Linked DNA regions of Homo sapiens: region 1 is linked to region 2. Evidence: read pairs that join two places in POLR2A ChIA-PET (ENCODE). Cell type or tissue: GM12878. All regions are shown on one strand. Each heading gives the region's core, and the rest is flanking DNA. Links, peaks and the distances in the headings are about the cores only. Region 1 has its middle 6.4 kb from the start of NUB1. Region 2 has its middle 19 kb from the start of RHEB.

Evidence for each region. ChIA-PET counts read pairs that join two places held together with the same protein. Peaks named below come from ENCODE experiments on the same cell type or tissue, not always from the same donor. Only the 100,000 strongest peaks of a DNase experiment are listed, where the experiment ranks them.
Region 1: POLR2A ChIA-PET joins it to region 2 with 5 read pairs; 3 of 35 experiments call an interaction of 5 or more read pairs at or near these places.

What each region holds. Positions count from the first base shown.
Region 1 is chr7:151,332,160-151,338,578 of GRCh38, reverse strand. No RefSeq gene overlaps it. Among named protein-coding and RNA genes, the nearest start is that of NUB1, 6.4 kb to the left of the region's middle. RefSeq lists an enhancer at 2,220-2,299. In GM12878, for the core only: no CTCF peak of the experiment used is centred there; no DNase peak of the experiment used is centred there; H3K27ac peaks cover 1,035 bases.
Region 2 is chr7:151,535,972-151,542,390 of GRCh38, reverse strand. No RefSeq gene overlaps it. Among named protein-coding and RNA genes, the nearest start is that of RHEB, 19 kb to the right of the region's middle. RefSeq lists a silencer at 3,082-3,282 and an enhancer at 3,316-3,455. In GM12878, for the core only: no CTCF peak of the experiment used is centred there; a DNase peak (open chromatin) is centred at 3,132.

The DNA of each region.
Region 1 (6,419 bases), core at 831-5,830, 200 kb after region 2:
AAATTAATTTAATTTAATTAAACAAAAAAAAGGTGCCGGGGAAAAGATGCATTGCCTTTTAAGATTGTCAGCTGACTTCAGAAACAATAAATCCAGAAGACAATGGAATGGCATCTTTAATGTGCTAAAAGAAAATACACATGTTTAGTTCAACGTTCCTTAATATTTTAGGCAATAAGATTTATTGAGAACACAGAAATGGTGCAGACTTGTGCTTTTATCTTTGTCATGCATATGTGATGTCTTCTGGAATTAAGTTTAAAAAAGCAAAAGAAGTAAGTTATTCTGGCCTCCCATGGAGGTTTCTCAGATGGTAAGCCTACAGTGATGAGTAGCCACCTTCTTACTTCCAAGGTCACCTTAGTTTTTATTCACCCTTAAACTTAAAGTCACATGACTAATATTGTATATCGAATTCTTTTTAACATTAAAAGGGGTTAAAAAACAAACACGGATAAAACACAAACAGATGATCCTGAACTTAATTCAGTAGTACTAATACCACGGATTTATTTATTTATCATCTCTCTCCTTATTTTTTTATCTTGTTAGAGTAAGTGTATCACCTACCCAACTTTTTTTTTTTTTTTTGAGGCGGAGTCTTGCTCTGTCACCCAGGCTGGAGTGCAGTGGCACAATCTCAGCTCACTGCAAGCTCCGCCTTCCGGGTTCACGCCAATCTCCTGCCTCAGCCTCCCAAGTTGCTGGTACTACAGGCACCCACCACCATGCCCGGCTAATTTTTTGTATTTTTAGTAGAGGCGGGGTTTCACCATGTTAGCCAGGATGGTCTCGATCTCCTGACCTCGTCATCTGCCCGCCTTGGCCTCCCAAAGTGCTGGGATTACAGGTGTGAGCCACCGCGCCCAGCTGCACCTACCCAACTATTGAGACAAATGAACCTGGGTTAAAAAATTTGGACCAGAATATGTCAGAGATTCAAAACCAGAACACAAAATTTGAGGACTGATTACATGCTTCCAGAATGATTCTACCTGAATCACAGGTGAGAAGGCCAAGCCCTTTCTCACAGTGACTATGGCAACAGGAATTCATGACCTCCACTGAAATAAGGCATCCTAGCCCATGTTTCCTAGGAATCAGAGTAATCCTCCTATGCAATGACCTTGTAACTTCTTTTAGCTTCTATCATCTGTTTGGGTGATTGAAATTCTGGATTCCCAATCAGATGTGAACAACTTTTCCTCACCACTAACTTGATTTCTCTTTCTTCCATGTTCTTCATATCCAACTAAGATGCTGAATAAAATTACTATGTCTCCAAACAGCATGTTAAAAAATTATTTATGGGCTAGGAGCGGTGGCTCACGCCTGTAATCCCAGCACTTTGGGAGGCCAAGGTGGGCAGATCACGAGGTCAAGAGATTGAGACCATCCTGGCTAACATGGTGAAACCCTGTCTCTATTAAAATACAAAAATTAGCTGGGCGTGGTGGCGCATGCCTGTAGTCCCAGCTACTTGGGAGGCTGAGGCAGGAGAATCACTTGAACCCGGAGGCGGAGCTTGCAGTGAGCTGAGATTGCGCCACTGCACTCCAGCCTAGTGACAGAGCGAAAATCCATCTCAAATATATATAATTTATGACACTTGTTAAAGAAGGCCATTCAAAGAGGCCATGACAATATGTATAGGGACCCCTGCAACAGGTCTTGCAGTGGGGGAGAGAGACTGGACTCAACTCCAAGTCCAATTAGGACATGTGGGAATTTATAATCAAGGAACAAGAGGGGCAGAAGGGGGGGTCAGTGGATGAAAAATCAAAAGAAATATCAAGGAGAAGGGGCTTCTGGCTAAAATGACTTGATACTATTGTTGCTGAAGGCAGGCCAGGGTGACCAGATAAAAGATAAAAGGATCAGATACAAAAGATGAGGGCCTTCTCTCAACTGACTTGGCAAAGTTCTTGCTCTAACTGGATTCTACAAGAAGAGAGAGGAGCCCAAGGCTGCGCCTAATCAGAAAGGACTCAGGAGACTGACTAAAGTTTGGTCAGAAGAGAGAGCCTTTGTCAAGGATTCCTAGTAAAATAGAAAACCCACCAGACTGAAAGTGTGAGTCATCGTTCAAATTCCCCAAAAACTCCAGTCGATAACCAGTCCCCAGAAATTCCCATTTATAAATAGGAAAGTCAAGAATTAACTTGTTTTCTTTTTAAATCCACTTCCCCATGTACAAAAGAATTAGTTTACCACACAACTTAATCCAAAGCATATACGGTCATCCCTTCGTATCTGTGGGAGTCTGTTCCAGAACCACCTACAGATACCAAAATCCTCAAACGCTCAAGTCTCTGATATGTAAGGGCGTAATATTTGCATAGAACCTATGCACATCCTCCTTGTGCTTTAAGTCACTTCCAGATCACTCATAATACCTAATACGATGCCTACACACCACGTCGTTCGTGTGGATTCAGCACAGTACTCAGCATGCCGCTAATTCCAGTTTTGCTTTTGGGAACTTTATAGAATTTTTTTTTCCTGGATATTTTCCATCTGCAATTGGCTGAATCCATGGATGCAGAAGACACAGACATGGAAGGCTGACCGTATCATTCTGATCAAAGCAACTATCAATAAAGAGGAGCTGCCAAAACTACCTGTTACTTTTCACTCTTCTAACAGGAATCGATAATACTCAGCATTAAATTTTGCTATCGTGCAGAGGGTGTTTAAGGAGTTTCTGATTTTACTCCAACAGAAGTAAAGTTGGTTAAGTAGAAGTTCCTTGATTCTTTATCACCACAATACCCATGCCAGGCTCTTGGCCACTGCCTGAGAGTCAGGAAAACCACACACACAGGGGCTTTGACCACCCTTCAATTCTTCCACTGCTGCTAGGAAAATAGCATGGGATTCAGCCCACAGAGCTGCCCATGTTTTCACCTTCTTGGATCAGAATGGCATCTTTCCAAATAGGATGTTGTTCATTCACCTTGGAACTGCCATCCACAAACCTGCCAGCTTTTTCTTGGTCAACTGAGATGAGTCCCTTTGACTCTCCCTTTTGCCTTTCCCCAGTCTCTTATTAATTAACCTAATGTTTTTTATCAGCATCTGTAAGACCCATGAGGGGAAGCCAAGAGAGCAATTTGGATAAAACTTCCTAAACTGTCTTTTGGTTTTCATCAATAAAGTTATATGGAGCATCCACATTAAAAGGGGCCCCTTAACCACAGCATTTACCATGACCTGAGTAATGGGCCTCTTCAGCAAGTGAACATCCCAGTCATCAAAAAGCCAGTTCCACATCACACGCATATGAAGCATATGAGCTGCTTCATCCGGGGTGTTTCACTTGGCATTTATAGGACCTGTAATCTCCAGACAAAATCAATTCACTGAGACAGCGGCACTGCAGTAAAGAAAGAGATTTATCGATGCAAGGCCAGCCATGCCACCTGGAGAGACAGAGTGATCACTCAGATTAGTCTCCCTGAAGGTTTAGAGGTTAGGGGTTTTCAAGGATAGTTTGGTGGGCAAGGGGCTAGGAAATGGATGCTGCTGATTGCTGGGGGATACAATCATTGGGGCATGCTGAGCCCACCTTTGGGTGGGGCCACAGGACAGGCTGGGTCATGAGTCACAAGTCCACTTCTGGGTGAGGTTAGTCAATTGCTAGAATGCAAAAGTCTGAAAAATATCTCAAAAGACCAATCTGAGGTTCTATAATAGTGATGTTAGCTATAGGAGTAATTGGGGAAGTTACAAATCATGTGACCTGAGAACAATGCCTGGCTATCGTTTAACTATGCCTACATCTTAGCAGAATTCAAGCCCATCTCATAAACCTAACCTGGTAGTCTTTCATTAGTTTTAGAAAGGTGGCTTAATTTTGGAAAGGCCCATTATCATCCTTGCTTTAAGGTTAAACTGTAAACTAAATTCTTCCCAAAATTAGCTTGGCCTACACCCAGGAATGACTGAGGACAGCTTGGAAGTCAGAAGCAAGATGGAGTCAACTACGTCAGATTTCTCTTACTCTTATAATTTTGCAAAGGTGGTTTTAGGGAGAATCGAACAATTCCTCTTTACAGGGTAAGCAGAACTTACAGTGGCTTTTATCCAGTCCAGCAAGCTGTATTCCATTGGGAATAACCTGCTGTGTGTCTGCATCCCATACAACCATCTGTGATTGTTCTATAGTGAGCTGTGGGTTCGGCATCAACTCAAAATGCTCTTCCACCCGGCATCATTGAAAACTAAAGAAAGTGCCCCCAAATTAGTTACTCTCACAATCCATTTTAGTAAATGTTCTTCAGGAAGCCGGTGATGCCAATCCACAACACGAAGCAATTCCTCCACACTATACCTTCTGGTTTCAGTAGTTTCTTGGTTTTGCTTTTCCCCCACATTGACTACCTTAGTAACCACAGGCCTTAGAGGTACTTTCGGTTGTCCCTGAATAATTTTCCCTTTGGAAGTAGCTTTGAGGCTGGTGGCCAGACCTCAGACTCAACTAAAATGTGAGCTTGATTTAGTATCAAGGTCCCCGCCAGCACTCTCTTTTAATTTCATTTTAGCTGTTTCAGATAATAATTACCTAGGAAATGAGTATTTGTCATTTTCTTATTAGCTTGCATTTTTTTCTCCCCCCTTTCCTCTGTCTCTTTCTTTTCTTTTTTCTTTTCTTTTTTTTTTTTGAAACGGAGTCTCACTCTGTCACCAGGCTGGAGTGCAGTGGCGTGATCTTGGTTCACTGAAACCTCTGCCTCTTGGGCTCAAGCGATTCTCCTGCCTCAGCCTCCTGAGTAGGTGGGACTACAGGTGCCCGCCACCACACCTGGCTAATTTTTTGTAGTTTTAGTAGAGACGGGGTCTCACCATGTTAGCCAGGATGGTGTCGATCTCCTGACCTCATGATCCGCCCGCCTCGGCCTCCCAAAGTGCTGGGATTACAGGCATGAGCCACTACGCCCGGCCTCTTTTCTTTTTTCTTTCCGGACAAGGTCTCACTCTGTTGCCCAGGCTGGAGTGCAGTGCCATGAGCATGGCTCACTGCGGCCTTGAACTCCTGGACTCCAGAGGTCCTCTCACCTCAGACTCCCTAGTAGCTGGAACTACAAGTGCATGCCACCATGCCTGACTAGCTTGCATTTCTTTATGCTCCCAGTGAACCAACTCCCTGGAAGTTAGATCCATCCCTGTGTTTTGCTAACTTTTATCTTTGGTAGCTTATTGCAGCACAGCTGCTACTCCACGCTTATGGAGCCATCCAGGAATCAAAGCTTCCTCATCCCCCACCCTTTTATCCTTTTTCTTCCCAAACCACATGTTTCTGTGAACACCAAGTCCTATTTTTGACACCAATTCTGAGAATATAGGGAAAAAACAAATTCAGTTTCTCCTAGAGCCTCTCTCAACAATCAACACAGAAGACGTCTGTGACCACACCAATCAAGCAGTCAGTTCTGCAGGAGACACCAGTTGGCTGTCCCCTAATTCATTCAATTCTTGCACTTATCTACCTGGAGATGGCATCAGATCCCACGAGTTGAGGGCTCAGACTCCAAGACTGCCCCCATCATTTATAATGCCAGTTCACAAGCCCCAGGTTGTTTTACCTGTGCTTCTGACCAAGCGGCTCTAAACTGAGGTTCCCACAACCCCCTCCTTAGGTTTAATTATTTTGCTAGAGCATCTCACAGAACTCAGGGAGACACACACTTACATTTGCTGATTTATTATAAAGGATATTACATGGATACTGATGAACACCAGACGACCAGATGGATTGGATAAGAAATGTGGGAAGGGGTGCAGTGCTTCCTTGACCTCTCTGGGCCCTCCACCCTTCAGGAACCTTCATGTGTTCAGCTATCTGGACACTCTGAACCTGGTTCTGTTGGGTTTTTAGAGAAACTGCATTACACAGTCATGATTGATTAAATCGTTGGCCTTTGGTGATCAACTTCGCCTCCAGTCCTGTTGCCTTCCCCCAAGACTGGGGAAGTGGGGCTGTAAAGTCTCAACTTTTTAATTAGGCCTTGGTGTTTCCTGTGACCAGCCCTATCCTGATGCTACTAGGAGCTGCCAGCCATCAGCCAACTCATTACCATAAAAATACATCACTTTGGAGATTCCAAGGATTTTAGGAGTTGTATACCAGGAAATGGGGACAAAGACCAAATATGTATTTCACAATATCACACCATAGCAACAAAAACAAACAAATCAGGAAGAATTCTTCATCTCAAGCCAGGCGCAGTGGCTCAAGCCTATAATCCCAGCACTTTGGGAGGCCGAGGCAGGCGGATCACGAGGTCAGGAGATCGAGACCATCCTGGCTAACACGGTGAAACCCCGTCTCTACTAAAAATACAAAAAAATAGCCGGGTGTGGTGGCAGGCGCCTGTAGTCCCAGCTACTCGGGAGGCTGAGGCAGTAGAATGGCGTGA
Region 2 (6,419 bases), core at 919-5,918:
CTGCAGGGAGGAGAGGCACCGTGTCCTTTCTGTCTCCAGGCTGTGGCTCCTCACTTGGCTGGGCCTGGGGAGGAAGAGAAGCTGCCAGCAGGTGAGGAGCTCAGCCAGAGGCCTCTCGAAACCACGCGGTGTCCCCGTCTGGGGCGGTTTGACTGCAGGAGAGGAATGGAGGGAATGAACACAGCAATTTCATTAGCGTCTCTAAGAATAAAATTAGCGTAAGTTGTCATTTGAGTTAGTTAAATATTAGTGAGACAGGTATAAAAATGGACTGCTTTTACTTTTCAAACATATTCTATGATATTTATCATATTATATGATTATCTGGTTTAATTTTTAAAAATGACATTTATACCAAAATAACAATTGGCATGTAGCTTTTTAGAAACCACTTTGGTGGTTTCCAAAGTGTCCAACAATAGGAAGCACAAAAGTGGTTGTCAGGGTGCGTGCTCTGGAGCCAGTGAGCCTGCCTTCCAATCGCCACGTGACAGGGGGAGCAACTGGGCAGGCCAGCAGCCCTAAACCTCGGTTTTTTGCTTGTTAAATGGAGACACTAAATCATACCTATCCTCGTAGAGTCAGTGTGCGGGTTAGTCGAGGTCGTGCATAGAAGGCACTTGAATCCAAGTAAAAGCTCCATAGGTTGCTATTATTGTTGGAGTAGCTTATGATACATATAATGGAATACTACACAGACATTCAAAATTATGCTGTGGATAGATGCATATTTGCCAAACAGATGGCATTAAATGGTATGGACAGTATGATTTCATTTTTGTAGGCTCTAAATACATACAAATGTGATTAGAAAAAGTCTAGAAGTACGTTATACCAAAGTACTAATAGGAGTTACCTCTGGATAATGGATTTTCAAGAGATTTTAAAATATAATTTCTTTTATGCATTTTATTACACCTGTATACAAAATAATAATTTTTTGACCAGGTGTGGTGACTCACGCCTGTAATCCCAGCACTTTGGGAGGCTGAGGAGGGTGGATCACTTGAGGTCAGGAGTTCAAGACCTGCCTGGTCAACATAGTGAAATCTAGTCTCTACTAAAAAAATAAAAATTAGAAAAAATACAAAAATAAGCCAGGCGTGGTGGTGCACAGCTGTAATCCCAGCTACTCGGGAAGCTGAGGCAGGAGAATCGCTTGATCCTGGGAGGTGGAGTTTGCAGTGAGCCGAGATTGTGCCGCTACACTCCAGCCTGGAGGACAGAGCAAGACTTCATCTCAAAAATAATAATAATAATAATAATAATAATAATAATAAAATAACTTTACCGCTGAATGCCTTAAGAAAAAGCTTAAATCTTCGGGAAGCTTTGGTTGCATGGATCTACCAGTAACCATGAGGAGTCTTTGTTGCCTCTGCTAACACTTTACCTTATTTGAAGCAAAATTATTTAAATGCAAAAAGAGGTTTCAGGAGTAAATAAGCCACAAAACTAAAAAGACAAAATGTTGGCCGTTGTTATAGTCAACAATTCTTGTTTAATGGAAATTTATTTACACAATCCCAAGATTTTTTAAATTTTGTTTTTAGAGACAGGGTCTCACTCTGTTGCCCAGGTTGAAGTGCAGTGGTACCATCATCGCTCATTGCAGCCTTGAACTCCTGGGCTCAAGCCATCCGCCTCAGCTTCCTGAGTAGCTGGGACTACAGATGTGTACCACCACGCCCAGCTAATTTTTTTTTTTTTCACTTTTTTGTAGAGACATTCTCCCCATGTTGCCCAGGCTGGTCTCAAACTCCTGGCCTCAAGCGATCCTTCCACCTCAGCCTCCCAAAGTACTGGGATTACAGGTGTGAACCACTGTGCCCAGCTTATACAATCCCAAACTGTAAAAGAACAGTAGTTACCCCTTATCCACAGGAAATGTGTTCCAAGACCCCCAGTGGATGCCTGAAACCATGAGTAGCACTGAACCCTGTATAGACTATGTTTTTCTTGTGTGATAACTGGGATGGCTACTAAGTCACTGAAGGGCAGGTAGTATGTACAGTACAGGTACCTAGAGAAAGGGATGTCTGATTCACATCTGGGCTGGACAAAGCAGGGTGGAGCAGGATTTCATCACGCGACTCAGGGACGGCATGCAACTTAAAACTTATGAATTGTTTCTGGAATTTTTCATTTAATATTTTTTGGACCAGGGTCACCCATGGGTAACTGAAACCACAGACAGCAAAACTGCGGTTAAGGGAGGACTACTGTAATAATTTACCATAAATTCTAGACAAGTCAGGCGCAGTGGCTCATGCCTGTAACCCCAGCACTTTACGAAGCTGAGGCAGGAGAATCGCTCGAGCCCAAGAATTCAAGACCAGCCTGGGCAACATAGTGAGACCTTGTCTCTACTAAAAATAAAACCATTAGGCAGGTGTGGTGGCCCACACCAGTAGTTCCATCTACTCGGGAAGCTGAGGCAAGAGGATCCCTCGAGCCTAGGAGTTTGGTCCCAGTGAGCTATGATCGTGCCACTGCGCTCCGGCCTGGGTGACAGAGCAAGACCCTGTTTCAAAAATCAATACATAAATACTTTCTAAGACATATCCTTCAATTTCATAGAATTTAATTATCTACTCCCTAATATTTCTCTTGGTTGCATTACTAGCCGGCCTACCCTCCTCTCCCTTTGTGTGTATTCTGGCTTAATACCGACATGCAAAGACCAGCACTTGGCCGAACTCACTCAGAGATTCTGAGAGCCCCTAGTGAGAACCAGTCAGTTTGATAAGCAAAGGCTTTGCTTGGTATCCTGGCTCCCTAGAAAAAGCTATAGTCTGGTTACCTTAGTGACAGGGTTGTACTGAAAAGAAACAGAGAACGGTCAGGCAGCTGCACAGCCAGCCTCCTGCACACAAACGTGCTTAGAACAGGAACCCTGTTGGGGATACAGCCCTGCTCTCCTGCTCTTTCTGCCATCACCCCAAGAACAGCAGTGGGCGGTGGTCGCTCCCCATCACTCCACTCCTCCGTGATCCCCGCATCCATGGTTGCTCTGTCTGCTTCGTGGCTTCTGCTGCCTCGTGGCTCTAGTCTCCCTGGGTGTCCTTCAGCCTCCACCCTGCTTCTGACTGCAGACTCTTGCATCTTATATTCAAATATCCTCTGGCTGAGCAAGCCAATCACCACACAGAATAGATGGCTCTTTTGAGCAGAGCTCTGAGTCGGCCACAGGCCAGCTTAGAAACTGGCTGCACTAGGGTCAGGTGCCCCTCTCTGACCCAATCAGCTGTGGACCAGGATCTCAGAGTCACATTGCACAGAACATGACAATCTGTGCAGCAGGAAAACCCCAGAGGGACCCTTAGGGCACAAAAAGCTTTCTAAAATTTCCCCAGAAAAAAAGCTGTATAACTAACCAGCAAGCACGGTGCTTGATCTCAGTTCCACTGGAAATAAAACTATCAATACAGACACAGTGTGCTCATTTAGTGGTCTATCTGTATCTTACATAGCTGGCAAGTTACTAATGAACTCCTGTATCTCAGCAAACACTAAGATAAAGCTACACTCCCAAATAAGGATTGGATATTTCATTTAAGAATGTATTTATTGCTGAGCTCAGTTCTCTGAGATAATCCATTCTTCCACCAGGGCATGAAGCTTATTTTCAAAAGTGTCCTGTTTGAATATTTTTACTGTTTAATATATGGCATATTGAATGGCAAATTTTCTTGAGCTATAGACAGTTGGCTAATTTTATGCTTGCATTAATCTTAACATTTGTAATCCTCATGGAAATTAACAGCTAAAATTTCTTATACATCAATTAAAGATGGCTTTTTTTCTTGTAGTTTATCTAGGCACATCACTTTTTCTTTTTTTTTAAAATATTCAACTCATTTTGTGAGTTCCCTGTTTGACCCTGACCCTGGTCGTGCTGACATCTGCTAACAATAGAGACTTTAAACCAAGCCTGGCTCTGCACAGTGCACCAGGAGACTTTTGTACGAGACGCTGAAGGCAGACTGCTTTCTTCCTCCAGCCAAGAGCTGCCTCTAATGCTTTTCATTGGTTCCTCTCCAGCTGGCTGTTCTCTCTTCTCTTAACAACTCAAGTTCTTTTTTCTTCTGGGTTACCTCTTTAAGGTCAAGTAGTAAAGACGCTGCCCATCTTCAGAGGTGCTGGGATTGGAACCCTTTTAATTCAGGGAAGCATTTGATATTCCTTTCATGTTTGTGTTGTGTTTGGTTTGCTTTAATTTCAAATGATTTATGTAGCTAATCTTTCCTCCATCAAAATCAAAGGAAAGTTGGTCTTTGCTGGGAAATAAAAACTTGAACAAAAGCCACATTAAAGAACAAGTAACAAGAAAGGAACTACTGTTATGAAAGAATTCAGGGGAAGGTAAATATCATAGAATAATTTGAAGACAAGTTGAAAGGAAACGTCATATTCAGTGTCATATCACATACTGTATGTCACACAGAGGACAGAATCAAACACTAAATCCAGTCCCAGAAGAGACGGAGACCAGGCAAGGGAGGGGGAAAGACCGCAGGCAGAACACCCCTCCCTGTGGGTGAGTGCCCTCTGTCTCCGAGTGGCCCTGAGGCATGGCAAAGTGGAGTGTCTTGTCCAAGGCTATGTAGATTCTAAATGGCAGAGCAGGAATTCGAACTCAGGGGCTCTGTTTCTAAACTGAAGTCACTTCCTTGGTGAGATGCCATTTCTGGAATAAAACTGGCATATCCGTCAGCTTTTCTTTTCTCCTAATGATTTAAGGCACAAACCTCTCTTGCTTAAAGTCTGAGAGTCTGAGCCAATTGTATATCTTGTCCTTGTGGTGAATACCATCCCCCTCCAAATTAGGCAAACAGCAAGATTGGCAATTAGTCATCAAATGTGCAAAAACCTTTTATAAAAAGATAGGGTTCTGGCTGGGTGCGGTGGCTCACGCCTTGGCCAACACTTTGGGAGGCCAAGCTGGGCGGATGGCTTGAGCCCAGGAGTTCAAGACCAGTCTGGGCAACACAGCGAAACCACGTTTCTACAAAATATTTTAAAATTAGCAGGGCATGATGGTGTGTGCCTGTAGTCTCAGCTGATGGGGGGCAGGTGCTGAGGCAGGAGGATTGCTTGAGTCTGGGAGGTCGAGGCTGCAGTGAGCCATGATTACACCACTGCACTCCAGCCTGGGTGACAGGGCAAGACCCTGCCTTAGAATAAAAAAAAGATAGGGTTCTGAAGAGATGTTGTTCCTCTTCTGAAATGTTTTATACGTTCAGACACGTTTACCCCACCTTGCCATTTTTCCAGGGACAGTTACCTACTTATCAATCCAGAGAGTATCAGGATCAGATGGACCAGTACAAGCGTCACAACATCATTAAAGAACAAGGTCAGAAACCCAACTTCTGAGACGGATATGACCATATTTGCGAAGAAATGAAAGTTCATGTTTAAGACTAGTTTAGCCTCTTCGGGTGCTATAACAAAGCACCGTAGACTGGGTAGGTTATAAACCACAGAGATTTATTTCTCACAGTTCTGGAGGCTAGAAGTCCAGGGTGCCAGCATGGTCGGTTCTGATGAGGGCCCTCTCCTGGGTTGCAGATGGCTGATTTCTCCTTGTATCCTCACATCGTGGAAAGCAGGTGAGTTAGCTCTCAGGCCTCTTTTAAGGGCACTAATCCCATTCATGAGGCCCCCACCCTCATGACCTAATCACCTCCCAAAGGGCCCACTTTCAAATACCATCACACTGAGGATGCAATTTCAACATATGAATTTGGCGGGGGCCATTCAGTCCATAACGAAGACCAAAGAAATGGTATTTGTTTTTATGAACATTTGACTATACTCAGTGTTGAAGTGTAACTTAGCTCTATGTTACATCCACATATGAAGTCCATTGCCTTTTCAAAGAAGAACGTTTTCTTTCTCTTTCTTTTTCTTTCTTTCTTTCTTTTTCTTTCTTTCTTTTCTTTCTTTCTTTCCCTTCTTTCTTTCTTTTTCTCTTTCTTTCTCTTCTTTCTTTCCTCTCTCTTTCTCTTTCTTTCTTTTTCTCTTTCTCTTCCTCCTCTTTCTTCTTTCCTTCCTCTCTCTGTCTCTCTTTCTCTTTCTTTCTTTTTCTCTTTCTCTTCCTCCTCTTTCTTCTTTCCTTCCTCTCTCTGTCTCTCTTTCTCTTTCTTCTCTCTCTCTTTCTTTCATACAGGGTCTTGCTCTGTCACCTAGGTTAGAGTACAGTGGCGAGATCGTAGCTCACTATAGCCTCAACGTCCTGGGCTCAAGTGATCCTCCTCCTCCTGCCTCAGCCTTCCAAGTAGACAGGATTATAGGTGTGCCACCACTCCTGGTGCATTAGTCTGTTTTCACACTGCTATAAAGAACTGCCTGGCTGGGCTCGGTGGTTCACGCCTGTAATCCCAGCACTTTGGGAGGCTGAGGCAGGCGGATCA